Linked DNA regions of Mus musculus: region 1 is linked to region 2. Evidence: chromatin loops called from intact Hi-C (ENCODE). Cell type or tissue: gastrocnemius. All regions are shown on one strand. Links, peaks and the distances in the headings refer to the core of each region. The heading gives the core; the rest is flanking DNA.

What was found. A loop is a pair of places that touch in the nucleus more often than their neighbours do. Peaks named below come from ENCODE experiments on the same cell type or tissue, not always from the same donor. Only the 100,000 strongest peaks of a DNase experiment are listed, where the experiment ranks them.
Region 1: a loop joins it to region 2, with 2.9 times the contacts of the local background. A loop is called at or near these places in 6 of 42 quality-filtered maps.

The regions. Positions count from the first base shown.
Region 1 is chr7:101,277,157-101,291,714 of GRCm38, forward strand. It overlaps Atg16l2 (autophagy related 16-like 2 (S. cerevisiae)), which reads right to left. Exons shown (of 18, transcript NM_001111111.1): 14 at 14,331-14,436; 15 at 13,426-13,575; 16 at 13,207-13,254; 17 at 13,014-13,115; 18 at 12,460-12,778. The coding sequence ends at 12,691. Fchsd2 (FCH and double SH3 domains 2) reads left to right here. Exons shown (of 20, transcript NM_001146010.1): 17 at 254-474; 18 at 1,195-1,324; 19 at 1,416-1,498; 20 at 5,294-7,249. The coding sequence ends at 5,377. Among named protein-coding and RNA genes, the nearest start is that of Atg16l2, 18 kb to the right of the region's middle. In gastrocnemius, for the core only: a CTCF peak has its summit at 11,494 (motif pointing left); a DNase peak (open chromatin) is centred at 11,484; H3K27ac peaks cover 391 bases.
Region 2 is chr7:101,224,812-101,240,269 of GRCm38, forward strand. It overlaps Fchsd2 (FCH and double SH3 domains 2), which reads left to right. Exons shown (of 20, transcript NM_001146010.1): 9 at 9,061-9,183. Among named protein-coding and RNA genes, the nearest start is that of Gm50587, 26 kb to the right of the region's middle. In gastrocnemius, for the core only: a CTCF peak has its summit at 6,840 (motif pointing left); no DNase peak of the experiment used is centred there.

The DNA of each region.
Region 1 (14,558 bases), core at 9,559-14,558, 58 kb after region 2:
ATAATGACTTACAACTTACCCTGTCTCGTGTCATGCTCACTAGTTGTCGTGAAGCAAGGGTGGTTGTGAAATCAGTCCATCTTGCTAGACACGTTATGGGTACACCTGCTCTTCTGTAGTTGGGAGTTTGAAGCAGGAGGCTTATTGCAAGTTTGAGACCAGGCTGGGCTACAGAGAAGACCTTCTTTCAAAACAAGGACAAAAGCAGTGCGCCTGCCTGTCTCTTACCAGTTTGTCTTTCTCTTGCTTCCAGTCTGTTTTGTGAAAGCACTTTATGATTATGAGGGCCAGACAGATGATGAGCTGTCCTTTCCCGAGGGAGCAATTATTCGCATCTTGAACAAAGAAAACCAAGATGATGATGGCTTCTGGGAAGGGGAGTTCAGTGGTCGAATCGGTGTTTTCCCATCGGTGCTAGTGGAAGAGCTCTCAGCCTCCGAGAATGGCGACACTCCATGGACAAGAGAGATCCAGGCACGTGCAAAGGAGCAAGATCGATAAGCCTCACCTTCATTCTTCTCCATAGTAGCCAAGTGTTTACATAACTGAGTTTAGAAATTAGAGGCTTGTCAAAACCTTGTAGAAAATGGCCACCTTACATCTCACTCTCTTTCCCACACTGTTTTCTCTGAATTCATTAAAATACTAGGTTTCATAGGACATTTGAAAGGTGATTTTGCTAGAGAGAAAGAAGCAAGGGAGAGGGTGTATTGTTTCCAGCTAGCTTCCACAACAGCCCTTAACCAGGCTGCCTTACCATATGAGAACCTCTGTCTCTCCCAGGTTCTACCAGAGCTCTAGGGGGCTCATTTTTCCTACCACAGCTAAGTGTGGTTTTACAGGAAAGTGCCGGTTTTACTTGTCCTCTTGTTCCAGCAGACATGACAGATGGAAGGGTAAGGCATGGGATTGTGACTGCTTTAGTCTGACATGTAGAAAACCTAGAGAAGTCAGAAACACACACAGAGACACCATTTGTTCTCACAGACTTAACTGACTTGCCTGATAGACTAAAGACAATGAAACCCCAGACTTGGAAATGGTTTAAGATAGCGTCAGTAGAAAAATGTAATGCAACACAAAATTGAAGCTTCAGGATTTATTTTAGCTCCAGGGCAGGCATGCTGAGCAGCAAAGCAGCTAAGCTCTCCTTCCTGAGTAGATCGCCTAGTAACTCTGCCTCCTTTGCTGCAGATCTCTCCATCCCCCAAGCCTCACACATCCCTGCCTCCACTGCCTCTGTATGACCAGCCACCCAGCAGCCCGTATCCCAGTCCAGATAAGAGGAGCTCCCAGTTCTTCCCCCGGTCTCCTTCAGCCAATGGTAAGAGCTCTGGGCATCTGCCCCTCACCACTTCCATCTACACTAGCATCTTTACTGTCCAGTCATCAACCTCTTGGATTCTCTTCCTCAGAAAACAGCCTTCATGCTGAATCACCAGGATTCTCACAGGCCTCAAGACAGACTCCTGACACCTCATATGGCAAGCTGCGGCCTGTAAGTCCCCTATCTTGAAGGGTTATAGATTGCATAGTTCTTCCAAATTGAAAATGATAAATTCATTTTTCCCACATGGTCCATTTTGTTACTGATCTGCCATGCAATACTTGGGGGAAGTAAAAAGAACTATAAGAAAGAAAGGCTATATTTTTTATTGTACTCCCAGCCTTTACCGGCTGAGCCATGTGTTCCCTGCCCCACCTCCCCTCTACCCCCACCACCACCAAGGGAAGATGCATGACTCTTAACTCAAAAGGGGAAACTAAATAGTCATTGGATATGGATGGGAAGAGGGAATGGGTAGAGAATGGGTAGGAGAGGAGTTGAGGAGGGAAATGGAGATGGTGATTAGATGTGGGGAGAGAAGAAGGTGGGAGAGGGCTGGGAGGGAGAATGGAAATCTGTGGAGATAACTCTGATAATAGCTGGAGGCCTAGGACAGGAGAGGATACAGGTTGTCTAACCCTAGCTGAAATTCCTATCAGAGGGTGATAAAGAGACTGAAGTATGTACCTCCTATAGCCAGGCAGGACTTATAGAAGAGGAAAGAAGACATCAATCTACCCCAAAACCTCCAACCGAAAATTTGTCCTACCTATAAGATTTTCAGAAATAAAGATGGAGCAGAGACTGAGGGAACAGCCAACCAATGACTGCCCCAATTTGAGACCCATCCCATGGGAGAGAGCCAACCCGATACTTTTCCATTTCATGAGGTCCCTTTTATCAATTGTTAGAGCCTGAGCCATTGGTGTTCTGCTCAGGAAGTTGTCTCCTGTATCAGTGCATTCAAGGCTATTATATTAGATCTTTAATCCACTTGGTCTTGAGTTGTCTTCAGCGTGATAGATATGGGTCTATTTATTCTTCTACATGGAGACATCCAGTTGAACCAGCACCATTTGTTGAAGATGCTTTCTTTTTTCCATTGTATGGTTTTGCCTTTGTCCAAAAATCAGGTGTCTGTAGGTGTGTAGATTTGTTTTAGGGGTCTCTGATTGGATTTTATTTATCAACCTATATGTAGGTTCCTATATTTTTATGGGAATTGCATTGAAATTATAGACTGCTTTTGTTAAGATAGCCATTTTTACTATATCAGTCCTACTGATCCATGAGCATGGGAGATCTTTCCATCTTCTCAGATCTCCCTCAATTTCTCTCTTCAGGGACTTGGAAGTTCTTGTCATACAGGTCTTTCACTTGCTTGGTTAGAGTTACACCAAAATATTTTATATTATTTGTGACTATTATAAAGGATGTTCTCTAGTTTCTTTCTCTTTATCATTTGTATAAAGACGAGCTAATGATTTTTTTTTCTTAGTTCATTTTATATCCAACCATTTTGCTGAAGGTGTTTTCTGGTAGAATTTCTGGAGTTGCTTATATATATTATCATATCATCTGTGAATGTCAATACTTTTACTTCTTCATTTCCAATTTGTATCCCCTTTATCTCCTTTGGTTGTCTTAATGTTCTTGCTAGAACTTCCAAGTACTATATTGAATAGATAGGAAGAGAATGGGCAGCCTTATCTTGCCCCTGATTTTAGTGGAATTGGTTTAAGTTTCTCTCCATTTAATCCAATGTTGGCTGTTGGCTTGCTGTGTATTGCTTTTATTATGTATAGGTATGAGCCATGAATTCCTGATCTCTCCAAGACTTTTAACATGAAGTGGTATTGAATTTTATCAAAGGCTTTTTCAGCATTTAATGAGATGACCCCATGACTTTTCTTTCAGTTTGTTTATATGGTGGAGTATATTGATGTTTTTTTGTATTTTGAATCACCCCAGCATCCCTGGGATTGATCATAATGGATGATGTTCTTAATGTGTTCTTGGACTTGATTTGTGAGTATTTTATTAGGTATTGTTGCGTCAATGTTCATAAGGGAAATTGGTATGAAACTTTTCTTGAGTCTCCATGTGGTTTAAGTATCAGGGTGACTGTGGCCTCATAGAATTATTTTGGCAATGTTCCTTCTGTTTTTATTTTGTGGAATGATTTGAGGAGTATTGGTATTAGCTCTTCTTTGAAAGTCTGAAAGTCTGGTAGAATTCTGCACTAAAACCTGGGCTTTGATTTGTTTTTGTTGGTCTTTGTTTTGGTTTGGTTTAGTGGGTTGGGAGACTTTTAATGCCTACTGCTCTTCCTTTAGGGATTATGGAACTGTTTAAATAGTTTACCTGATCTTGGCTTAACTTTGGCAAGTGGTATCTGTGTAGAAAAACATCCATTTCTTTTAGATTTTCCAGTTTTGTGGAGTATAGCTTTTGATTCCTTGATCCACTGGCTTCATTCATTCAGCTGATATGCATTGAGAACCTTGTTGGAGTTATGGGTCTCTGTTATTATGGGAAGGCATTGGAAGGTGAAGAGCAGGATAGCATTTTGGCTGCTTATACTTTTTTTTAGAACCTTACTACTGGCTGGGCATGGTTGCACATGCCTGAAATTCCTAACATTTGGGAAGCTGAGGTAGAAGGATCATGAGTTCAAAACCAGCCTGGGCTACCTTGTCTCAAAAAGAAAAAAATTCTCTGGCAGCGTAATAGAGAGAGTGGAGGGAAGCAGAACCGATGCAGGGAGCCACTAGGATGCTAGAGGTGACCATGCAGCAAGGCTGCCAGGCTCCGCAGAGGGCAGGGAGTAAAGAGGACTCGTCTGTCCATACACATCCTTGTTCTGTCTCAGCTGCGTCAGCTGAAGCCATTGAACTCACTCTTCCCGCGTGATCTCCTCCACTCCCATGACCATGAAAGTCATTCCCCTACCAACAGCTCCCACGTTCATGTTCCTCATAAGCTTCGGGTTTGTGGGATCCCACCTCAGATTTCCCAAACCTGCAAACTCAGCAATGGAAGTAACTCTCTTCCCTTCTGGACTTGTTCCCTCTCCATCTTGCCACTCCATCCTCCCTGTCCTGGAATCATTTCTCCTGCCTTACTGGTCCCAGCCTCCTACCCCTCAACCCAAGAACAGTGACAGGTCCTGCTAGGTTTACTCTCAGAGCCTTCCACTAGTCTGCGCTATTCAGGTGACCAGTGACCAGTGTCATCTTCCAAAGAACTCTAGCCCACCCACCGACAGTCTCTTCCTACGCAGTTGAGTCATGTTTTCCCACCCATATCTGATACTCCGTACAACCAACCAAAACCTCTGCCTAGAGAATAAAGTTTCTTATTTTCTTTCTTTCTCCTTTAACTTCTTTCTTCAGTGCTGGGAATTGAATCCAGAGCCTTGAGCCTGCTAAGCAAGCACTCTCACTGGGTTACATTTCCAGTCCCATGTTATTTGGTTTGGTTTGTTTTTTGAGACAAAAACCTCACTGTGTAGCCCAGGGCTGCCTCGATCTTTCTGCAGTTCTGCCTCTACTTCCTGCATGCTGGGATCACAAGTGTGTGCCACCCTGCCTGACTATCCTGGTTTCTTACTAAAACTTAATAAGGCCCTTCACTACCTGCCCCACCTCTCCAGCCTTGTTCCCCATGGCTGACCTTGGAGACATGATAGAGCAGTTCCAGTCCCCATACTGTGCCTTCTCTTTGCCACTCCCAGCTTTACTTTGGAGAAGTGTTTAGGACTACAGCAACTAGCATGCCTTGGTACCTCCAGCATAACAAGCAGTCTGACCTAGCATTTCATGCAGAATGGGGCCTGCTGTTCAGGGCAGTGAACACATTCCCAGGCCCTCAGGTGTCAGCGAACATCCAGAGGAGCATTGGAGCGTTCCACGTGCTAGCCTCTGAGTCAAGAGGCCGATAACCCTGTAATTGTCTCTTGCTCAGGTTCGGGCGGCGCCGCCACCACCCACACAGAACCACCGGCGGACAACTGAGAAGATGGAGGACGTGGAGATCACACTGGTGTGACAGTGGATTTACCTTCCGTTACTGCTACAATCAAGGCCAGGCTTGGAGTTTGGCCAGTCTCATTTTTTAGGCACCTTTGCATGATGATGACTCTTGAAAGGAGCAAAACCAAGGAGGATTCGATGGGACTGGTTGGCCTGATTGTGCCTTTTTTGTTGTCGTTTTTTATGTCATCTCTCCTACCATAGCACAAATCATAGCGGGTCCTAGAAGCAGAGGGGAGCAGCTCTCATGCCTTATAGTGGCCCATTTTTATATGAGACTCAAGGCCAGGCCTAGATCCAGGGCACAGACCCAGAATTACCAATTGTGTGAACTCGTACAGTATATTACTGTGGCCATGCACAGGGCTGTGGCAAAGATCTCATCTTTCCTCAAGTGGATTTTGCTCTTCTGATTGTTATTCAAATCAAGTTGACTGTGTAAGGAAATCCAGGAGAGGCTGGCTCCTCCCCAGGTTCATTCCCATACTGAAAATGCAACCTTATTGAGAAGAAAGTGGACTGCCTGAGCTTAGCGCCAATTGCATAATGCACATCTCTTCCTCAACTAACAGATTTAAAATAACAGTGTCCTTTGTATTAATATTTATGCCATTCATTTAGTATTAGTGGGCTAACCTGGAGGGGCTGAGGCCACATCTTTCCCATCACATAGACTAGAAGGGAGGCTAAGGAAGAAGCAGAAATGGAGCTTCCACATCTGAAATGAGCCACTTTAATGTTCCTTTTGTCTTTGGGTATGTTTCCTCTTGGTTTTTACAGTGTATACCCTCTGACCAGTATCCTTTGAATCCAAGTGTCTGGCTGCATTGAGGACAAAGGCCTACATTGCTCAGCTTCTCTACTGGAGAGGCCCTTATATTATTTTATTCCCAAGCCAGAGTATTGGCCTAGACATCTGGGTTGTGATTGGTGCAGACCAGCTGTCGCCTTCTGAAAGTACAGCTTCAGGTCCCACTGCCCTGACATTTGTCCAGAGTGAAGAATCTATGGGCCCTGGAGGAAGCCTGCTTTCTGTGGAAAGGATACAGGACTGTACACCTGCCCAGGTGAGACCAAGGAGGCTAGCACCTTCTGCAGGTCAGGGAAGAGCCTCATGGCGCCCTGGCCTCAGCCTAGAAGGTCAAGCACTCTGTGGACGGTAGATCTTGACCTAGGGAACAAAGCAATGCTTGCCAATCCTCTTTTACCTTGGCTGGGAAAAGAAATTTACAGATTTAAAGGTTGTATGATGCTTTGAAATTTCCATCCCTTCTGAGAATCTCTAAAAACTTGAAATGGTCACATGTCCCCGTGGGATTTTTGACTGATATCGGAGCTGAAGGGATTTTCAGTCATTTGATCACTTTAGCAATGATACTCTGATGAATCTTCTCCATGAATTTGGATTTTTGGTTTTTACATTTATCTGTTGATCTATTTGAGGTCTTTTTATGTTTATCAAACTTATTCTTAAGTTTAAAAAATTAAAAGGGTATTTTAAGATTTTCAAATTTGCTGATCTTCAAAGTGCTTATAATAGAGCAGTTCCTGCTACCAGTCCTGTATTCTGTTTAGCTAACCAAATTGTCCTTGGATTTGAGTTTCCCACAACCTCAGAGTTATTTGAACTCTTTTGTTATATTTTAAAATATTTTTTGGAAGAGCTGCTAATTTTATTTTAAGAAACAAAGTTGTAAAAATATGCCTCCTTTTTAAAAATAAATAAATAAATAACCCTTCTCTCCAGGCCGAATAACCCGGCGTCACCATGCACAGGTCAGGGCTCAAAGGGAGCCTCCGTGCAGGTGCGCTTTCTTTACAGTGGCTGTAAAAAGTTTGTATTTATTATGTATAAAATGTTGAATAATAAAAAATGAAATTAAGTTTTGCAAGTGTCCTGATAAAGAGTTGATTAGGCAGGCTTTGAGAGAGAGGATGCTTCTTGTGGGCCATCCTTAAACCACGTATCATGTGCCCAGAGCAGGAAGTGAGTCCACCCAGACATCACAGACCCTGATGCTATTCTTGTCCAGCAAGAGGGAAGAAAAGACAGGTCATGTATTTGAGGCCAAGACCATAAAACAAGGCATGCTGTGATCTAGTTACAGGCTGAGTCTCTCTGGCTTCCAGACAACCACAAGTCAAGGAGGAACCTTGGTGTTCCATTATGGGTTCTGGGTGGCCCCGCCTGTGCAATAAAACCTTTTACTCACTAAGCCATGGATGTGGAGGAACTCACAGATCCAGCACTTACCTGGGGCAGGGTTAAAACCTTTCCTGGCATTTTCCTGGGCATGTATTGTTTACTCTGCTTATTTAGAGCAGGATTAGATAATACTCTGGAGTTTATGTCATCTTTTTATTTACTTTCTTTCTTTGTTTTTGTCATTGTCTTTTTGATTATGTGTATGATATGTGAGTGCAAACATGTGTGTGTGCCACAGCACATTTGGGGATCAGGACAAATTTTGAGATGGCTCTCTGCACTTTGCCTAGGTGGGTCTTGTTTTTTTGCTGCGCTGTGCACCCTAACCTAGCTGGCTCTCATGTTCCTGCACCACCCATCTTATAGAAGTGCTAGGTTACAAATATGCAACACTGTAACCTGTTTTTTGTTGGTTTGTGTTCCCCCTGAGGGCTCTGTGGGTTGAACTCAGGTGGTCAAGCTTATACAGCAAAAGCTTTTACTGAGCCATCTTGCCAGCCATGTTTTTGTCATTCTTTTTGATGGCTGCATATTCCATTGTTTGGCTATATAATTAATGGTTCCTCTAGTGACGGGTATTTAAATAGTATCTAGCCATTTGCTTTTAGGAAATTGAAGCTAACATCATTGTATATACTTCTTTATAAATTTGTTAACAGTGTAAATGTAGAATTTGACAGAAAGGGTTAAATGTTTGCCAAATTGGCTCCAAAAGAACTGCATGAGTTTTTTACATTTCCATCAAAAGTACATGGAGCAACATGGACATAGAAGTCAGGTTTGGGTTAGTAAATCCTGCCTGAGCCACGTGGGGCAGCTACAAGGACTGATCCTGTGTCCTGCAGCCTGAGGAGAAGCCTTCATTCAGGAAGGAGACAAAGTATGTAGCAGAGGGTGGCATACAAACACCATCAACACTATCATCTCTCAGCCTTCAAGGTCTTCAGGAAGAAGGGTCTCCTTCCATCCCCTAGCCTCTTAGTAACCCACAGAAAGAATGGAGTTGGAAGTGCCATAGATCTAGAAGACTATAAGGATACATTTTGTGCAGTGAAAGCTCACTCTCAAGTCTGACACTAGTCTTTTTAATTTAGGCCAGAGTTTAGCCAGTTGTCCTACCTCAGTGCCATCCATGGTGATTTCCTTTGTCACAGGAGCTGACCAGACTGTCAAGCCACAGACTCATTGTTAATTCCCTGACCCCTACCTCTCTAAGCCCAGGCCCTAAGTCAAAGTCAATGCAGGATAGTACCTGGCTTTAGCCCTGCCACTACTTAATAGAACATCTTTTCCTCCCAGCTGCCACTACCCCATTTTTAGAAACGATGCAGTGAAGTGACTTTGATGGGCTTATCCAATTCTCTCCCTAGATCAGTTAGATACAGGAGAAAGAAAGAAAAGAAAAAGAAAAATTAAAAAAACAAGAAAATGAAAATTCAGATCCCTGGACTCATCCCCAGAGACAAGGCAGCCATTATGGTCTGTATTAGGATGCCACTCCTGGACCACACCAGTCATACTGTGCAAGGATTCCAGCCACAGCTTCAGGATTTGGTTCTAATTACTGCCCATCTCTGAGTAGCCTTAGGACAGTATCTGGCTGCAATGAGCCTCTGCATTTATTTAGTTTAAGTTGGATACACACACATACCACACACACAGTGTCAGAAATAAAACCAAATTACAGAAATTTTAGGTCAAGGGGAGAATAAACATTTTTCTTCCTGAAATCCTGCAACTTGACATAGCAAGTTTTGTTTCCTCCTGGGATTTTGCTGGGTTTGCTTTATAAAAGCATGAGCTGCCAAGAACTACGAGAACACCAAAGAGTGTCTTGTTCCTGGACTATTTTCCTTTGGATCAGTGGCCAAGAAAACACATAGGACTCCTTCATGTCTTTTCCTGAGAATGCTGTTCAAGGAACATGTTTCTGGAATGTTATCCTGAAGCATAATAGAGAAAACCTGTGAGTTAGGGTTCACAGGTTTATATGCCAGACACACCAGTAAGGGGCAGGGAAAGAACTGGGTGGAGACCCATGAACAACCTCTGCCGTGCATGGATTTGCCTGCCATAATCTAAGTCTCAGCCCTCAACTTCATCTTTAACTTGGAAGTGAGAAGATAATATAAACTGCCTCAGATCCAGGAAGATTTAGTAAGATGATGTACAAGTGAACTAAAGATAGTTACTAGTGGATATACTTGCAGCAGACATGGCACTTACCCACGGTATATCTGAATCTCACAAGTGGGCCTACACCTGGTTATCAGGATTCTTCTAGAGACTGTCTACAGGGCACTGGAGGGGCTTCTCACATCTTAGGCGAGAGACTCGAGAACAGGCTTGAGCTAGCACTGGCAATAGGATCCCTACAGGACTTGTCTCTTCTCCCTAGGGTCTCAGGATCAGAAAGGGTTGAGCCTAGCCAATTCAGGCAGCAGGCCTCACATCTGTATATCAACCCCTGAAGGACGTTCCATAGTGGGGAGGGGTACATAACAGCCTGGAAAACATTATGACTTCCCTGAGATTCATAAGATAGGAGTGGGAGAAGAAGCTAAACTGGTTTCCACAAGACTAGGCCAGTCCCCTCTACTGAACCTGAGTCTAGTTTTTGCCAAAGAGAATCAGAAAGTTCACCAATATTTTGCTGTTTTGGCCTCTCTAAAATTAAAAAAATGTTTGAACAGTCTTATGTAGCCTAAGCTGTCCTCCAAATCATGATGACCTTGGGTTTCTGATCCTCTTCTAAGTGCTGGGATTCCAGGCATAATATACAATACTCAGTTTCATGTGATGCAGGAGGTTGAATCCGAGCTTCATGCAGGCTCAGCATGCATCCTGCCAACTAAGCTAAGCCCCTTTCATATAGTTGTGCTTTGTGATGCTAGGCAAGCTCAGGCTATTCTAATTTTTATTAGGAACCCTAGGAATCTCTCCTTTGCTGGCCTTGGCTCTTCCTCAAGAGAACTGAAGGGGCAGAGAGGTCCCTGTACCCAGGAGTGAGTCACATTTCCTAGGTAACTCTTACGGGTCATTAAAATAGTTCACTACTGCCTGAGGTACGATGGAAACATCTGCAGGGACTTGGCCCAGATGCTGTGGCTGGAACAGCAGTCTCCCAGGACTCACTCTCAAATCCTAGCACATGCCTCCAGAGGTAATCTTCAGCTCAGAGTCCAAGGTGAAAGAGCATTTGGGAGTGTCAGGTTAGGCACAGCTCTGTGTACCCCTGGTGGAAAAACCCTGCCCAGTTGAGAGCCTCTGTCTCTTGAAATTTTGGTTTTGTGGTGCAGGGGCTAGAGAAATGATTCATAGGTTAAGAGCACTTGCTGCTCTTGCAGAGGACCTGGGTTCAGTTCCCAGAAGCCACATGACAGCTCATAACCGTCCATAACTTCAGTTTAAGATGTCCTCTGTGGGCACCAAGCACGTACACATGCACTTATATACATGCAGGCAAAATATTCAAACACACAAAAAAAGTTGTATAAAAAGAGAGGATGTGGGTTGAAGATGTAGTTTGTACATTGCTTTTCTGACCCAAACAAATCCCCAAGGTTCCAGTCTCCAACACCATATGGGGATACATATTTGGGAGGTGAAGGCCCAGGCAGGAAGGAGGTCACACTCAGCTACATAAATGAGTAAGTCTGCAAGGAGTGATGCGGGAACCATTCAGCTGTGTATAGCTGTGTTACCTTGAATGACAATCTTTTCTCACTTTAGAACGTGCTCCATCACAAATGCTTAGGAGGAACAAATAAGGCTCAGAAGCCAGAGCAAGACCGAGGTCTGGGTGATCCTCAGTAATGGTGGCCACTGGGCGAGTTGGTCTTTCCCAGAAGAAAGGCAGAAAGAAAAAAAAAAAAAACAAAATAAAACAAAACTGCTGACCAGGAAACTAGTGACCCCTGGTGGCCACTGAGAGCTGCGCCAAGGGGATGGCCAAGGCTGAGGAGCTGGAATGTCCCATCCCTGGAACCTTCCACTGTTGAACTTGCAAAGCAAGAGAATATAACCACCCAGGAAGTATTTCCTGGGGCCAGGACTGGAGGCAGGGAATACTGTTCTCTTACAGTTGCTCCCAGTTTTAAGAAGACAGGCAAACTAGAAGTAGGGGACCAAGGCCTCTTACTGAGCCTGACAGTTAAGGATAGGCTGTCAATAAAGAGGTCCCAAAAGATAACCTGAATTGTCGTTGGGAGAGACAAGGACATTGAAGGCAGAGGAAAAAGCATGTGTAGGACCAAAGTGACGAACTTCTCTGAAGGCAGAAAGGGGACTTTTGGCCATGCTGACCATGGTACCTTAGATGCTGAGGGCTGAGGCAGTCAGTGCCTGCCACCCCGACACTGAGGCTGAGGCCAGATTTCCACAAATTCTGAGCTATTACATGTGTGCCTGACTAGACAGGGTTACATGACCCTGTCCAAACAACAACAAAAGCTGAGGAAACTGTATCAGGACAAGTCTAGGGGAGTGAAGGCACCTTTAGAGAGCAGCACTAAGCGCAGTCGCCCCAGAGACTGGCACTGTGGCTGCAAGGGCAGAGGTAACATACAAGGGAAGGAGATAGTGGCAGGAGGCCACCCATCATCCAGGACATAGGACTACAGCTCAGACCATTGTCCCAGGCTCCAGGCAGGCCTCTGCCAGCTATTCCGATGTCACTCTGGTTTATTCACCCTTTCCATCAGGTCCACTCCCTAGATGAAAAGCTGCTCTTTGCTGCCCTTGCCTGAGCCTTTCTTCATGTTATCCCACAGCTAGACTGGAACAGCCCATTTCCCAGACAGAAGCTCTGCTACAAGGCCCTAGCTCTATGGAAAAAGAAGAGGCTAAGTCTAAGTGTCTCTGTACCCACAAATGCTTCAAAGAGGCAAGACACGGCTTAGATACAGTTTTTAACACTGAAGAGAGTAAACAAATAGATTTTAAAAAACAAAACTGTAGTTCCTAACCCACACTTTGATTTTTAACAAACAGGCCAGGTCCTGCCTGGCCCTCACATGAATTCTGTAGTAGACCCCAACCCCAGCTCTGGAGTCCTGAGCACAGGGAAGCTGTTCTCTGGCTTCTGGCTTCAGAGTCCAACCCATACAGGGAACTTGTGCCACTCAGTGCCAGAGCACCACCTTCCTGCCTTGGTCCACACTCACAACGTGGTTCCCGGAGAAGCACCAAGCCACGGCATTAACAGCAGTGCTGAAGAGGGAAGACAGACCTCAGGAGGGCAGCAGGAGCAGGCAGGCAGCCTTACTCTGACCCTGGACATCCAACCAGCAGGCGGTTTGAGAAGCCTCTGTAAGCCCAAGACAATTTCCTTATCTATAAAATGGGCTCTCAGGATGGTAGTAATGAGCCCAAATGCATGCGAAAGGTCTGGGGACATATCAGAACATGGAAGTTTGCGTGTGGAAGTTTTCAGTAGGCTGCTCACCAGTGGGGTCCCTGTAGGCTGGTCTCCAGTTTCCCGGTGTTCACATCCCAGATGTACAGGTCGCCGTTTGAAGAGCCTGCCAGTGCATAGCTTCTGTCAGGGCTGTACAGGTCACAGCAGAACAAGAGGAGAAGATCAGAAGTGTAGGCACACAAACACAGGCCTATGTATAGGCATGACCTCCCAGACGCACCTGAACACAGCTTTGGTCCAGTCAGAACTGCACTTGAAGCCATCTGCCCTGAGGACAGAATAGGACTGCAGTCAGAGAAGCTGCAACCAGTGTTCCAGTCTTCCTCCAGATGTGAAAAGGGACCAGCACTTCAGCAGGTTCTAGTCTAGAGGTTCTACGCTAGAGTGCCTCCCGGGACTTTGCTTGCACAGGAGAGCCCCAACTGGCCCAGGCCAGTACCTGAACACCTGTCGGATATTGCTGATTCGCAGGTCGATAACCTTGAGTGTGTTGTCTCGGGAACAGCTAAGCAGATGCAGCTGGTCATAGCTGAGGTGCAGGGAGGTAACCCGGCCCTGCACGGGGATGACCTGGATGCAGTGAGGGCCCCTGTGGGGTTAGGGATGGAGAGGGACGCGGAAGAGACATCCTTAGACACTTTGGACAGGCTGTATGTGGCCACATTCCCAGGTAACATAGTCTCGAGAAACCCAGGGCGTGAATCACTGGGGCTAAGGCTGACAAAACTACTGCCCCTTCCCACTGTGGATTAGACAGTTGGATCACTAAAGAGTAACAGTGATAGCCAGATAGGGTGACACTGGCAGGTAGTCACAGCTGAGGTCGGAGAATCATAAGATCCTAAGTTCAAGACCATCCTGGAAAACTTTATTGAGATTCTGTCTCAAAATAAGAATATAAAAAGGGCTGGGAGCATTCTCCTAGCAGACACAAAGCCCTGGGTTCAACCCCTAGCAAAGGAGCAATCTCAAAAAGAGGCTGCAGAGACCTGCAAAGCTCTAGCTCTGCCTTTGTCATCCATTCATGCTTAACGATGGGCTTATTACTTTAAAAAGCAGCTATTCTTTTGTTGCTGTTTTTTTTTTTATGAAAAAGTGGTGATAATATTAAAAAGGTGCTTGTCTGTGTTGGCTGTAAGGCCTGGGAAGGAGTCCAGTGCTGACTAAGAGCCGCTAAGAAGGTGGCACAGCTTCCCAGACATGCTGAACCCTCAAAGACCATGCCCAGCTGAGGCCACCCACTGGCAGTGCTTGTCTGACAGCCATACTATCCATAACCCTGCCTCCCACAGCCAGAGAAAGGAACGAAGACTCAGTGGCCTCCACCACCCAGGCCTGTATCACCTGCTGTCCCAGAACCGGATCTTTTGGTCATTGTGGCCACTGATGATGATGTGGTCCCCGCACACCACGTCATTGCAGTAGGAAAGTACATTGATAGTCCTGGAACCTGAGGGCCAGTGGGAAGAGCTCAGAGTCTCAGAGAGTCATCAGGAGCCACTACATTTGGTGGCTGTAAGGTCAAATAGGGAGGTCTCCTTCCAGGGCTCAAGCTATCTCTAATTTACCTAC
Region 2 (15,458 bases), core at 4,078-9,077:
CAGTTTCCATGAATTTATGGTGTTTCTGTTGTTGTTGAAGTCCAGCTTTAAGCCATGGTGGTCTAATAAGATACAGACACTATTTCAATTTTTTTTTTTATCTGTTGAGGCTTGCTTTGTGACCAACTAAAAGGTCAATTTTGGAAAAGGTTTCATGAGGTGCTGAGAAGAAGGTATATTCTTTTGTGTTTGGGTGAAAGGTTCTGTAGATATGTGTTAGGTCCATTTGATTCATAATGTCAGTTGCATTATTTCTTTGTTTAATTATTGCCTGGATGGCCTGTCAATTGGTGGGGTGGTATTGCAGTCTCCCACTATTGGAGTTCTGTGTGATGTAAGCTTTTTTAATGTTTCTTTTGCAAATGTAGATGCCCTTGCACTTGAGGCATTGATATTCAATACTGAGGTATCCTCTTGATGGATTTTTTTTCCTTTGATGAGTAGGAAGTGTCCTCCATATCTTTTGATTACTAACAAAATAGTTTTGAGACATATAAAGAAGCAAGAATGCACAAGGAAAAAGGAGTCAATAAGCAGGCTAGTGAGATGACTCAATTGACAAGGGTATTTGCAGCCAAGTTGATGATCTGAGCTCAGGCCTCAGAACCTACATGATGAGAAAACCAGCTCCTACAAGTTGCTTATTGACTTCCATATGTACATTATAGCGTGTGCATGATAGATAGATGGATGGATGGATGAATGGATGGATAGGTAGGTAGGTAGGTAGGTAGATAGATAGATAGATAGATAGATAGATAGATAGATAGATAGATAGATAGATGTGAAAATGTTTTTAAGTATAAAAAATGTCCCTAGGGGAGGTCCCAAGATGTGACATTATTACTGAGGCTATGGAGTGCTCACAAAAAAGGGACCTATTATGACTGCCCTCTGAAAGACCCAACAAGCAGCTGAAAGAATCAGATGCAGATACTTTCACCCAACCAGTGGACAGAAGCTGCTGACCCCTGTTTTTGAATTAGGGACAAGCTGGAAGAAGCTGAGGAGAAGGGCTATCCTGTAGGAGGACCAGCAGTCTCAATTAATCTGGACTACCAAATAGACAGCATACACCAGCTGATATGAGGTCCCCAACACACATACAGTAGAGGACTGCCAGGTCTGTGTTCATACAGAGATGATGTACCTAACCCTCAAGAGACTGGAGGCCCTAGGGAGTTTAGAGGTCAGGTGGGGGGGGGCATCCACATAGAGATGGGTGGGGTGGGGAGGAGATGTGGGATGTGGAGCAGACAGAGGGTGGATGGGGGTGGGACAGGGAATGGAATGTGGAGTGTAAAAACTAAATTAAAAATAAAATAAAATTTTTAAAAAATGTCCCCCGGGGAACTTTATTCCTGAAATCTACTAGGCACTGATTTTAAATTCCTTATTTTAATGTGTTCAAAGAACTAAAATTAATTATATCTAAAGAGCATAAGGAGAATATAAAATTAAGGTTCACCAAATTTTAAAAAAATTATCAATAAGGATCTTGAAATGATTAAGATGAATGAAAAGTTAAAAAGTGAAGTAACTGGCTGGGAAGACAGAGGCAGGGGGACATCTTTGAGTTGAAGGCCAGCCTAGTCTAATGAGTGAGTTCCAGGACAGCCAGGGCTGTACAGTAGAATTCTGTCTTAGGAAAGAAAACAAAGTAAAATAACTATGCTGGAGTTTAGTTTAGTGACAGAACATTTCTCTAATATGTTAGAGCATTAGGTTGGATCCCTCAGCACTGCCCAGATAAATAAATACTGAGAGGATTTGGCAACAAAGCTGAGCTAGTAGAAGAGTCTGTGAACTTAAAGGTAAATGTGTTGCAATTATCCTGTCCAAGAATGACTGGTTAATATTGGTCTGCTTTGAAAGACAATGCATAAGGTTTGGTGTGGAAGTATATGTCTCTTTCCCTAGCGCGTGAGAGGTAGAGGCAGGAGAATTAAGAATTCAAGTCCATGGTGTGGCCTGGTGGCACACATCTTTAATCTTAGCCCTCAGGAGGCAAAGGCTGGTGGATCTTAGTTAGAGGCTAGCCTGCTCTACCTAGCAAGTTTCAAGACAGCGAGGACTACACAGAGAGACCTTGACTCAGGGCAAGAAAAAGGAAAGAAATTCAAGTTGTACAAGAAGTTCAAGACCAGCCTTGACTACATGAAACCTGTTTACAAATGAGAGGGAGGGAGGAAAGGAGGGAGAGAGAGAGAGGGAGTGTGTCACAACACAAAACAATATGTATAAAGCATTGTGATGGTTTATAATGCAGCATATGTTTTTCACAGTAGTAATAACCAGAGAGGGGGAAAAATGGAGCAATATAAGAACTAATTTGCTGTATGCTGCTAATATTGTGCTGTATTAATCCAAACCAGATTGTTTTGAAATAAAATGCTACTTGTAATTTCCAGACACATGCTACAAACATCATTACTAAAAACATGATGTAAGAAATAGGTAATTAAAATAGCACATAAAATACCTCTTAACAGATTCCATGAGAAGCTATTATTTCATTTTATAGGTGAGGAAATTAGAATGAAAGATTACCTTACACCAACTCGTGACAGAGTCAGATTCAGAAACCAATCTGTCACTAAAATCCTTTACTATGGTAAAAGGGAAATCATTGAAGTTTTCTGGTTAAAATAGTTCAGTTTTATTATTGCCATCTTCTTTATAAGTAACATTCTTTTGAGTGCATTTGATCAAGAAGCTTGAGTATTTTCTAGAGTGACGTTGCTAAGTGGTGGATCTAGGGTTTTAATGCGTGTTATGTGGTAGGGGACTTGCAGCCTGTGTCTTCCAGGATTGCAGCACACTGGAGATGGCCACAGTAGTTGGGCAAATCTCTCAGCCTGATATCTCTTCCTGCTAGTGGGTACTCAGTAGAAAGTACAACTTTTAGAAAAGCAATATTAGAGTCTTTCCTTGCTTTGCTTTGTAACTCAAAAACTATCTTATTTGCTTCTTCTTCACAGAACCTAAAGTAACTCAGAGCTTTTAAGTGAAATGACCAAGTATAAAACTAGATAAGGTATTTCTAATTTTACTTCATATCACTCGGCAGATTGAGTCATGGGCTAAGATATTTACACTTAAGAAATGCAGCCCAGGACTTGCTTTAATTTCTTTAGATTTTAGATTTATAAAAGGTTAATTTTTTTTTATTTACTGTTACAATTTGGGGACTTCTGAAAACAGATAAAAGCAAGTTGACTATCAGTGTTTTTCTTCCAGTGTCAGCAGAGGAGGACTGAAGGATTTCATGATTTAATTTTAAGCTATCTTACATTTATCATCTTGATATTTATTTCCTTGACTTTTGCCCAGCACTATTTTAGAAATGTCCAGTGGTCTCAGAAAAAGAGGAGCTTGTTTTTCTAGTCAGCTTGAAGGAAGATCTCAGGGTAATGCTGAGTACAGAGTCTGACCTTCCTGAATCTAAATAAGGAGGCCACTGTTTAAAGTTCTCTCTTAAGGGGAAATTACATCAAATGCTTAGAAAAAAAACGACATGTTTTTTTCTCCTAATTCCTAGCTCATCATAACTTTCCTCTTGAGCAAGTTCCAAGAAATTCATACTTTTCCTGTAAAGCACATGTTGAGTAGAGGACACTAGAATTCCATTTCTCATTTTGTCTTTATGATGCCCCCCTTTTCCCTTCCTATTTGAATACTTGCCCTTATGAACTTGTATTCCATACTCAATAGATGTTAAAGACCATGCAAATAGAATGAGTTAAAAAAAAAAAAACAGAAAGAATATGTAGAGAAACATTTCCATTTAGTCTCTAGCTAACCACAAAGAAACACAGCTGCTTAAAGACATTCAAATTCAGTGCTTTTGGGTTTTTAAATGCCGTTGGACTATTCCTATGTCCTGACTTAAGGCTTATGGTTTCTCAATTTAAGTATTACAGAATTCTTTTCCTAAATATTTGTATTAAGGGGATGAATAGTTGGTTCCACAGTTAGGAACACTTCTTGATCTTACAGAGGACCCTGGCATGATTCCCAGCACCTACATGGTGGCACACAACCATCTGTATGTAATTTTAGTCTCAGGAGTTCCATCACCTTCTTCTGATCTCCGTGGGCACTGGGCTTGCACATAGTACACATAGATACATGCAGCCAAAACACTGATACACATAAAATAATTTTAAAAGCCACTGAAAACTCATATTAAATAGTCAAAAGTTTTGAAAGATACACTTGGATGACTTACCTACTAAAGTTTTAAGTATTAGAGGCAATCCAGGAAGTCATACAGAGCACGTAAATTACTATTCACATGAACCATCACTATGTATGCCCATGTCACACCTTCAGAGTTTTGCTTCTCCTATCGTTTACCATTTAAATAGTTCTTACTTTAAGGGAACAGGGTGATGGCACAGTAGGACCCAAGTACACATGCCAGCACCTGCATTAGGCTGCTTACAGTTGCCTGCTCCAAGCAGGGGATCTGATACCCCTAGTCTCCATGAGCATCCACAGATACAAATAATTAAAAATAATTTTTAAGAATAGTTTTTACTTTAAAAATTTAAGAAACATATTATCATTTGTATTTGCTTGATCAACTTTAAAATAAAAAATTGTCTACTATAGGAAGCAGAGGAAGCCCTGAGTGTGTGTAGTCCTGGGTGAATGTGTAGTGTCAACATGGGCACAGCCATGCCAAGGTCTCCAAGGCCTTGGACCCATGGGAAATTGTCAAAGCCATTGCCATGTGGGCCAGGTTCAAGAGGGAAAAGCTTTCCTCCAGAGTCTTGTGTGTAAGGAAGTGACCTCTGAAAGCAGCAACTGAAGCTCCCTCCTCCCAGATATTTACAGCCTCAGCCTGACTGCTGTTTACAAGACTAGCCCCTCCCCACGTCCAGTCCCTAAAAAACACACTGAGGTTCTGAGTTGCCCACGGTAGCAAGTAGTAGTACCCCATCTGACCCCTGCTTTGCTGTGTGTTGTCTGTGCGTCCTTTCTTCATTCCCTCACCATCCCTAGTCAGGGTTTCAGGACCCAAGACAGTAGGGTCTCAGCAGTCTACTATAAGGCTTTTGATCTGTGTTGAAGAGGAATAAAAATATAGGAAGGCAAAGTATTAATTATTTATAATCAATTATCAGTGCAAATCAAGGTTTTTCTTATAATATAACCAAAAGACAGAGTTTGGAATATGGTTGATATAAACTATAGTTATTTTGTAATAATAAAAGGGAAAAAGAAGGCAACGTTTTATTTAGTGCACACACACTTTTTTTTTTTTAAGTTTAGGACCTTCCACATCGTACAGTTTGTGAACTCAGTTGCTTCTCTTTTGCTGTAATACCATCAGGCTTTTCAGTCATGAGGGCTAATGTGGATTCACCCATAGTTTTAAACCTATAAATTCTGATCCAATACGTTACTTATCAAACAGTTATTTGCTGAACATTGTCAGTATTTCAGGCTCCATGTTTGACCCTCAAGATTCAATGCTAAACAGACTGGCATGGCCCTTCCTGTTCATAGAGTTCAATAACCAAAAGAAGGACAGGCAAGCGTCAGAAGCACAAGATAAAGCCACGAGGTAAAAAGACAAGAACCATCCAGAGTTCACAGCGATCAAGAGAAGCCCTTAAGGCTGAATGATAATGAGCAAGGCAGGGAGAGAGGATGAGGAAAGGGCCTGTGACATGTGACATGTGAGCTCAGAGGCAAGAGAAGTGCTGGTAGAGCTCAGAGAGGCTTAGTTTAGGGAAAGTGTTGCAGGGAAGGGAAATGGCAAACAGGTGAACAAGGGGTCAGACAGAAGCCATGTCCAAACTATTCGGTCAGTGGTAAAGTTCAAAACAAACAAAACCTATCCTGAACATAATGCCTGGCCAGGGAAGAGTGTTGAATAGTCAGTCATATAAAATACAAGTCAGGGGTATCCTCCCTGATGCAGTGCGAAGTGGGATGTCAGGACCAGGCATGGTTACATATACCTTTTATCTGAGCACTCCAGAGACAGAGTCAGGCAGATCTCTGTGAATTTGAGACTAGCCTGGTATTCATAGTGAGATTCAGACCACCCAGGGCTATGTAATACTATCTTGAAAGGAAATGGGTTGGCAGAAATAACTGGAATAGGAAATTGCTAAGAAATAACAAAAGAACTTGGTAGGTTAGCAGTATAGCTCTGTGTTAGAGTGTACACTTTGCATGTGCGAAGTGCAAAGGTTTGATCACTAGCACTGCTAGTTAACTGTTAAAAAGCTTTGATTTCTTTCCTTTCTTCCCTGTTTTCTGGTACTCATACTCAGATAGCTAGTATAATGCCTAAGTACAGTTGACACTCAATAGCAATATCATTCAGACTACATAGGAATATAGTTCACCTTAAACTGCACGCCTTGTTCATGATACCTATATTATCATGTCTTGTATATAGGTAAAATGAGCTATTTCTTCCAAACAAGATTATTAGGATGAGCTACTAAGAATATTTCTAAGTCAAAAACTTCATATCAGAAAACATGTCTCTTTTTAAAACAAATTCATGAAAATCATGATTTAAGGTAGAAATTTTAATTCCATCTCAACACACTACAGTGTCCAAAATGTTCATAACTATTTGAAGTTTATATTTAAGGCATTTCTAGTATAGGGGAATGCCAGGGCCAGGAAGTTGGAGTGGGTGGGTTGGGGAGCGGGGGGGGGGGGGAGGAGATAGGAGATTTTTGGAGAGGAAACTAGGAAAGGGGATAAGATTTGAAATGTAAATAAAGAAAATATCTAATTAAAATTTTTTAAATATATTTAAGGCATTTATTTGCACTGCCTGTTTATAGTACTCAATGGTGCCATCTAGTGGTAAAAGAAGATTCAGCACTATTACTCTGCTTCGGGGACAGGTTTTGTTTTATTTCAAGTCAATTTTATATTAAAAGCTTGATGTAAAAGCCAGACACAAAGTACAAAAATAATTATTGTAAAATTTATATACATGATTCTTATAAATAACATACTAACATACAAGGAATAAAATAAATAAATAACATTCAAGGAATAAAAGAAAGAAGAACAATGTTAGATATCATAATTTAGCCCTGACTGTCCTAGAACTCAATCTGTAGGTCAGGCTGGCTTTGAACTCAGAGATCCCCTGCCTCTCCCTGAGATTAAAGTGCTGGGATTAATGATGTATCCCTCCACCACTTGGTTTAAAACACGTTTTTCAAAAGATACTTGAGAAAGTGAAAAGAGCAGCCCATAAAATGAAAGGAAATATTTACAAATTATTTATCTTGCAAAACTCTGCTATATACAATACATAAAGAGTTATTGCCATTTGAAATCAGAAATAGACTCCAACTGAGATGTATGAAGCAGAGGCTGGAGATGTAGCTCAGTTAGTGAACTATTTGGCCAGCAGTTCAGTTTCTATTACTGTATAAACCAGGTGTGGCAGCACATACCTGGAATCTCAGGTGGAAACTAAAGGGTCAAAAGCTAAGGGTGGGCCAGTGAGATGGCTAAGTGGGTAGAGGCACTTGTGTGCAGGCCTAACAATCTGAGTTGGATCCCCAGATTCTGCAGCACAGCGGGGAAAAAAAATCAGAATTGTACTCTGACTGCCACATATGCACCATGATGCATGTATGTCTTCTGTAAGTAAATATTTTTCTTTGAAAGTTGGAAGTACTTTTAGTTGTATTACAAGTTCAAGTGGTGCTACAGGAGACCCTGTCTCAAAAAAAAAAAAAAGCCAAAGGTTTGAATTAGATAATTCGCCATAGAAAATAGATCAGTATATAGCAAAACATGTAAGGGACTCACAGACAAGTAACTCCAGTCTAAGGAGATCTGATGTTCTCTTCTGACTGCCATGAACACTGTACACTCTATGTGTGTACAGACAGACATTCAGGCGAACACTCATCCACATAAAATAATAAAATATCAACAATAATACCAATAAAGAGCACAATGAATAACACACACACACACACACAAATAAGTGGTGGCAAGGACACAGAGAATCTTCATGAATTGTTGGTTGATAGGGTGCAGCACTCTGGAAAACAAAGTTGCCATATGGCCAAAGGCAGTTCTACTCCTGTGTGTCTCCCCTGGGAACTAGAAGCAGGTGCCAACGCTAAAATAAAGGTAGAAGTGAAACTCTAAAACAAAAACATTTTATTTGGACGTAACAAAAAAATAATACTGCAATCCAGAACACATGCACACACGCTGAAATGACCTCTAGAATGTCTAGGAAACAAAGGAAGGTTTGGCAGCTTTGTTGAGACAAAGAAATTTGAAAGCCATTATGAAAGAAAGCTCATTGGCACTTTGTGTGTTTGAGAGAACTAGGGAGCTCTCATTGGAGAGCAGCAACAGTCACTGTGCAAAACTAGCTCCGTGACAGTTTTGTTAATTGATGAGAAGAGAAAAATGTAGATTTTTAAAAGATAAGGCTGCTGTTTTGATAGTTTGGAATGGCAGGAAAGTTCTTAGAATATCTATGAGAGCTGAGTGTTTTCCCTTTGACCTCTCTAAGATGTGCGTGACGGGAGTGTAATCTATGTAGACAAACACGTGGGCATAAATGTTCATGACATTTTATGTTTTCTCTCAGATTGCTCTGTAGCAAATATATACTAAATCCTAATTCTACCACTAATGGAGGAGACTTGTGTTTATTGTATATGTGTTCCAGGCTCTGTGCCTGGATTCTTTCTTTCTGATAGTCCCTGTAAAATTCCTACATCTAATTGTCATGAAGTGGCTACAGAAGCAGATAAGCAAAGATCAGAAACTAGATGTTTTTGTCTCCAAAATATTCTGGTTTTTTTCCTAAGCTTTAGCAATATTAGATTTTTCCCCTTGTTGGTTGCTATTCATTAGAAATTCAGCACTACCCTAGTAACTGCTCACTGTTCACACGCTCTTATGTAATGCTCTATGCCTTTTGTCAGTTTATTAATAGGTTTTGAAATTGAACATTTCTACATTTTTAAAGACAAAGGAATTATGTGCCAAAGCACTATCATAATTTTTGGCTTCTATAATATTCCTCTCTTTCAGGCTCTTGATGGAAACGTGTATGACCACCTCAAGGATTATTTAATAGCCTTCAGCCGGACCGAGCTAGAAACTTGCCAAGCTATACAGAATACATTCCAGTTTTTACTAGAAAACTCCAGCAAGGTAATGTGTCTTTAATGCAATGACTAGTATTGCCATGTCATAATCTAAAGCTCTTTCCTGAAGATACTAATAATAGTAGAAACATGTTTTAAAGGATGTAGTTCTGAAAAAAATTCTCCTTAACAAAGTGAGAGAATGGGACACTTTCTGGATGAGTTGAATGAAAGGGGGGACATGATGCACAGACTAACTTAGCCATCAGTCTGTGGCCATACATATTGCCTTTGAGAAGAATCAGTGAAGAATGGCCTGCTCACAGGAACTTCAAATCCATTCAACTCAGTCATTAAAGAGAACAAGGTCATCTATCAATGCAGACAGTAAGAAAAATGAGCACAGGGAATGTAGCATGTGATAATTAATTTAAAAATAAATTCTACAGTGCCTTGGAGTTTAGTTTTTTACAAATTAAACTCACTTTCTATATGCTGTCATCCTTTGGTAATGATCTTTTCATTTAAACTATTGATCTATTAACTTTGCCAGCATGCCACACTGAATATACAAAGAAAATAAATATGATTATCTTTTCTCAGACTCAGATAAATTATGTTTATTTTTAAGGGTGGTGAATCTTTGCTTTAGGAGATAAATTATGTAAATGTTACTTTTCTTTCTGGAAAATGCATTATGAATATTTCCTGACTGTATCCATTTTAAAATATATACATTCTATCTAGATCTACTACTTCTAAGACCTAAGTTAATCCTTTCCTTTCCTTCCCTTAATCCTTCCTCTCCCTCTTCCTCCCTTCCTCCCTCCCTTCCTTCTTCCCTTCCTTCCTTCCTTCCTTCCATCCATCCATCCATGAAGGAGAATGAGAACTGAGTCATGTCTTTAGAAACTGTTTAGGAATCAGGGTATCCATTTTCACATGACAGGAATGAGAAAAGCACACAGATTCTTTATCCTGAACACTTCCCAATGCAAGTGTTCTTGTCTCTGTGTGCCTGAGCTCCTGATCCTATGGTAGAAACACATTACCGGGGCTGCGGGGAGCTCAGCAGCTAAGAGTACTTATTGCTCTTTCAAGGGGTCCAGGTTCAGATCCAGCACCCATGTGGTGGGTCGCTTATAACCAACTATACTCCAGGTCAAAGGGATCTGACCTCTTTGACCTCCATGGGTACTAGACATGCACATGTTGCACATAACACACGCATACAGGCAAAACACTCAACCTTGTAAAATCAATCAATCTACATTACAAATTTAAAGAAGGAAAAGTATTTAAGATGCCAAGTTCCCAGAACCCATAAAAGATGTAAAAACATTGATGTGTAGAAAGAAGGATGGATGAGTAGATGAATATGTTTTTGAAAGAAAAAGAAGAAAAAACTTAATCTTGGAATTGTGGTAATAAGTATACAGGTGTTCATTGTGGATATCTGTTTAGTCTATTGATTGATTTATTCATTCATACAATCATTCCTTTGTTTTTGAGACAGAGTCTCACAGTGTAGCTCTGATAGACCTAGGACTCAATATATAAACCAGGCTGTCCTTAAACTCACAGAGAGATCTACCTGCTTCTGCCACCAAAGTGCTGGGATTAAAGGTGTGCTCTACTACACTTAGCCAGTTCTTTTAATTTTAATATATGTGTTTGAAATCATAAGATAGTATTAGAGTAAAATGTCTATAAAACCTTACTGATTTTGTTCCTTCTGCATAATAATGGTTTTTGACTACTGTAAATAAAAATTAGTGCTTAATGGTCAATTCGGGTTTTCTGAAAATTTTTTCATCTTTTGCTGTATTTTAGTACATCCTGGCAGTTTTCATTTTCCTATAGAGTTGTCCACTCACCAGGTATGGTGGTGCCCATCTTTTAAGAGCCTGTGTGTCTCTGAGGCCATCTTGCTTGCACTTTATTTTTGGTGACACTTACCAGTCAGTTTTATTAATTTTGACAGAAATACTTTTTGTTTTGTTTTTCAGTGATCTGTTTCCTCAATTATTACCTTATCTAAAGTATTTCTTTCTATATTCTTAAGTGTTCTTGCTTTTGCTTGAAAAACTTATTTTTCTTATTTTCAATCAATTAAATACAAACACACACACCCTACTCCTACTATAATCTGATATGAGAAACTTTTATTCTTATTTCTCCACCTTCTCCCTGAATTTTGCATTTAGTGTGGATGATGTTTTTCATTTCCAGCTTTACTGGAAACTGTAATCTGCTTTTATTCTAATTTTGTCAGGTTATCTTTTGGCAGGATTCTTTGAAATTTCTTTACTTTTTTTTTTTTTCAAGAAAATCTCACTATTTTTAGTTTATAAGACATGTAGGCCCCTTGGTCTTGCAAACTTTATATGCCTCAGTACAAGGGAACACCAGGGCCAAGAAGTGATAGTGGTGGGGTAAGGGTATGGGGGACTTTTGGGATAACATTTGAAATGTAAATGAAGAAAATACCTAATAAAAACAAACAAACAAACAAACAAAAAACATGTAGGCATCCGGAATGGGGACAATGACTAGACTGTAAAAAAACAAAAGTAATAAAAAAAATGTAGGCATGAAAACTGGCTAATAATTGTGCGTGTATTTGATTTTCTGGATATTCTTGGTGTTTTTTACATTGTAAATCCCATATTTGTTTTATGGAAAAGAAGATAGACTGAGCCTGAGATTGCACCTCTCTCCTCTTCTCTCTGTCACACAATGCTTCCATTACTGTACTGTTACTCTACGGTGGTGTTTCATCTATTTTTCTTATATTATTGTTACTGAAATGAATTAAGAATTTATGAACTACTTTGGATACAAAGAGATAAGCTCTTATTTTTTGCTTTCGCTCAGGAGCCTCTCTCTCCCTGGGGGTGAGGTGTAAATGAGATGCTCTTATGTCAAGACTGGAAGTGATAGGAATAAAAATTCAATATGAATGATGTAGCTTGGAGATGTGCCCTGTTGTTGTAAGCGAGAAGAGCTCACACCCACGAGTTTTATACCATGTGTTTTTCTGTTACAAACAGCTCGTTATGCTGTTCTGTTACGGTTCAGAAGGCAGCCCAGAGATTGCTAACTGAATGGAATGTTTAAAAATCTTGACTTTTTTAATCTACACTATTATTTGTTTCAGTAGAAATCTGTTTTTCCCACTTGCTAACAACGTAACATAGTCCCAGGTTGCTGTAAGGTAATTCATGCAGACACTACATATATAAATGTTTAAGTGCTCTCTATAGCTTTCATCCTGTAAATGGAAACAGCTGGCCCTAGGAGCTTCTATTAAATTTTAATTATTTATGAAGCTTGCTCTTCTCCTTAATATTTTATGAAATGCTTTGTATAAGTAACTGAAGCAGATGTTGCCGGGGAAATTTTTTCTAGAATGGTAGCTCCAAAAGCAGCTCTACTGTCCTGTATAGTGTGTTTCTACGTGCCTGCTCTCTGCCTGCAAAAGATAACACTACCAATTAGTAATGTAGCTCATTGAATAAACAGGTCATAACTTGACAATTTTATCCTGTATTTCTTTGGAAACTGTCTATTGATATATATACATGCATGTCTATATCTCTATCTATCTATCTCTATATATATCATCTTGAAAACTAACCAGAAAAGTGAATTTAATCAATTAAAGAACAAAATTATGATCATTACAGTGGATATGAAAAGCTGGCTGTGGTGGCATACATCTTTTATCCCAAGACTCAAGAGACAGACAGGCAGAGGCAGGTGGATCCCTGTGAGATTGAGGCCAGCCTGGCTTACATAGCTAGTTCCAGAATAGCCAGAGCTATATAACAGTGAGACTTTGCCTCAAAACAAACAAAAAAACAATGGATATGAAAAAGGACATTTTACAAATTTTAATACTCTTGTGGTCAAAGCAAGAACTCAGCAAACTAGAAATAAATGGGAACTTGTAGAACACAATACCATTTGTGACAAGCCAACAGTTAATTCCATGCTCCATAGTGAGATACTGCATGTTTACCAAGATCAAAAACTACCCTCATGACTATACTGCACTGCTATACTCAAGGTCCTTACTTAAACAATTAGGTTAAAAAGAGAAGAATAAAAATTATTGCTAGTTGGAAATGGCATAATTCTCTATATAGCCATAAAAACAATATAAAAACTACTGAAGTAATCCAGATAAAAAAGCAATTTGGCAAAGTTACTTTAGAAACAAGATCAAACCATAATAACCAGTTGTGTGTCTATACTCTTAGCAATTAATGATTTGAAAATAAAATTAGGAAGAGTCTGCAGATGGAACCTGAGCTGACCACGGGAAGAAGAGCGGTGTGGGAGCCCCAGACCCCGGGGCTAAAGGGGAGCTCGAGCCAGAGCAGGACTTCGGAGGGGACTCGGTGGCACCTCTAGACCTCGGGAAAGGGACTCCTCCTGGGGACCAAAGCCTCCCTTACTCAGCTTTCCCGGGCGGCGAGCGGGAATCCCTGTGAGGAGACCCTGGTGTCCAGACGAATGAGGAGCAGAAGGGGACCCGCCACGAGTCAGTTACGAATTGTGCTTCTCCACACAAGACTTGGGTTATTCCTGCATTTTGCAGTTTCCTCCAGAGAATAAGTTGAGTACCAGAGAACCGGAGACTAGCATTTCTTTAAATAATGCAGTCATAGTACTGGCAAAATCTTCAGAGAGCCACGGACTTTGGCGAGAGTGGTATTGTGGCTTGAACAAGGATTCCTTGGAGGAAAGATTGTTTATCAGTGAAGAAAATGTTAATGGGTTTCTTGAAGAGGTCCTTTGCTCCCCATTGAAGCAGGCAAGGTGTCTGGCTGATTGAGGTTCTTCAGGTCACTGATGAGCAGGTTCAGATCCATGCAAAGTTGCAAGAATGTAGTGATCCTGCTGGGCTTCAAGGAAAGGGAAAAGGAGTCAGAGAAGGCTGTCCTCTGAGTGAAGCAGAAGCCGCTGACCAGTCCACTACCTCTCCAGCTGCTTCTGATTCAGCTGCAGCCGTCGAAGCACTAAAAATAAACACGCATGGTTCAGCTGTGGACCTGCAACACAGCTGTCCTGAGGTTCCTCACGTACTGTCTGGAAAACCGCTGCAACCAGAAGCAAAAATGGATCCTGAGTTTATAAGAGAAAGCAGTACTACCTACTTGACTGAGGAAAAGGAAAATATAAGAGAGCCAGTAATAACTAAGGAGGAAAAAATAAATGGAGATCACCCATCTTCATTACTGAACAAAACTGTGGTTCAAAACGGTAGTGTGCAGATTATTAGAGTCCACACCACTCATTGTGCATTCAGTTTTCAGAATCCCTTGCTATATGATTTAGACTGATGTATATAATTTTGAAATTTAAAAATTGAGTAAAAAAAATTTGGGACCTAAGACAGGTTCCTTGTGTTTTTAAATTGATGTAAAACCAAACATTTACAGTTGATTTTGGTGAGGAAGCTGGCCGCAATCCCAATGCCTGGCACTGGGAACCTGATGGTCAGTCAGTTTAGGTCAGACTCAGCTATATAATGAGTTAGGGGCCAGGCTAGGCTACATGAGGCCATGTCTTTTTAACAACAAAAACCCCTGGAGATACTTTTCTTGAATAGTTTCCTTAATAAGAGAAAATATTTGTGACTTTTCTCAAACTAATCTTTTTTTGTTTTGTTTTGTTTTTGTTTTTGTTTTTGTTTTTTGAGACAGGGTTTTTCTGTGTAGCCGTGGCTGTCCTGGAACTCACTCTGTAGACCAGGCTGGTCTCGAACTCAGAAATCTGCCTGCCTCTGCCTCCCAAGTGCTGAGATTAAAGGCCAAAGTATTCTTAAAAAACATTTATTTGGGGTCAAGGAGATGTGGAGACGTGGGTCATCACATGCATATGGAAGGCAGAAGACAGTGTGTCTCTGAGATTAAACCCAGGTCATCAGCCTTGGTGGGAAGCCACCTAGGTTGGTTCTATATTCCCTTTGTAGCCTGGCCTACCCTCAAAGTCTTCCTGCCTGAGTTTCTGAGGCTGGGACTAAGGCATGCATCAGCCATCCTCTGCTACATATGCAGCTGGACCCATGAGTCCCACCATGTGTACTCTTCGGTTGGTGGTTTAGTCCCTGGGAGCTCTAAGGGTACAGGTTAGTTCATATTATTGTTCCTCCTATGGGGCTGCAAACCCCTTCAACTCCTTGGGTCCTTTCTCTAGTTCTTTCATTGGGTACCCTGTGCTCTGTACAATGGATGGCTTTGAGCATCCACTTCTGTATTTGTCAGGCACTGGCAGAGCCTCTCAGAAGACAGCTATATCAAGCTCCTGTCAGCAAGCTCTTGTTGGCATCCA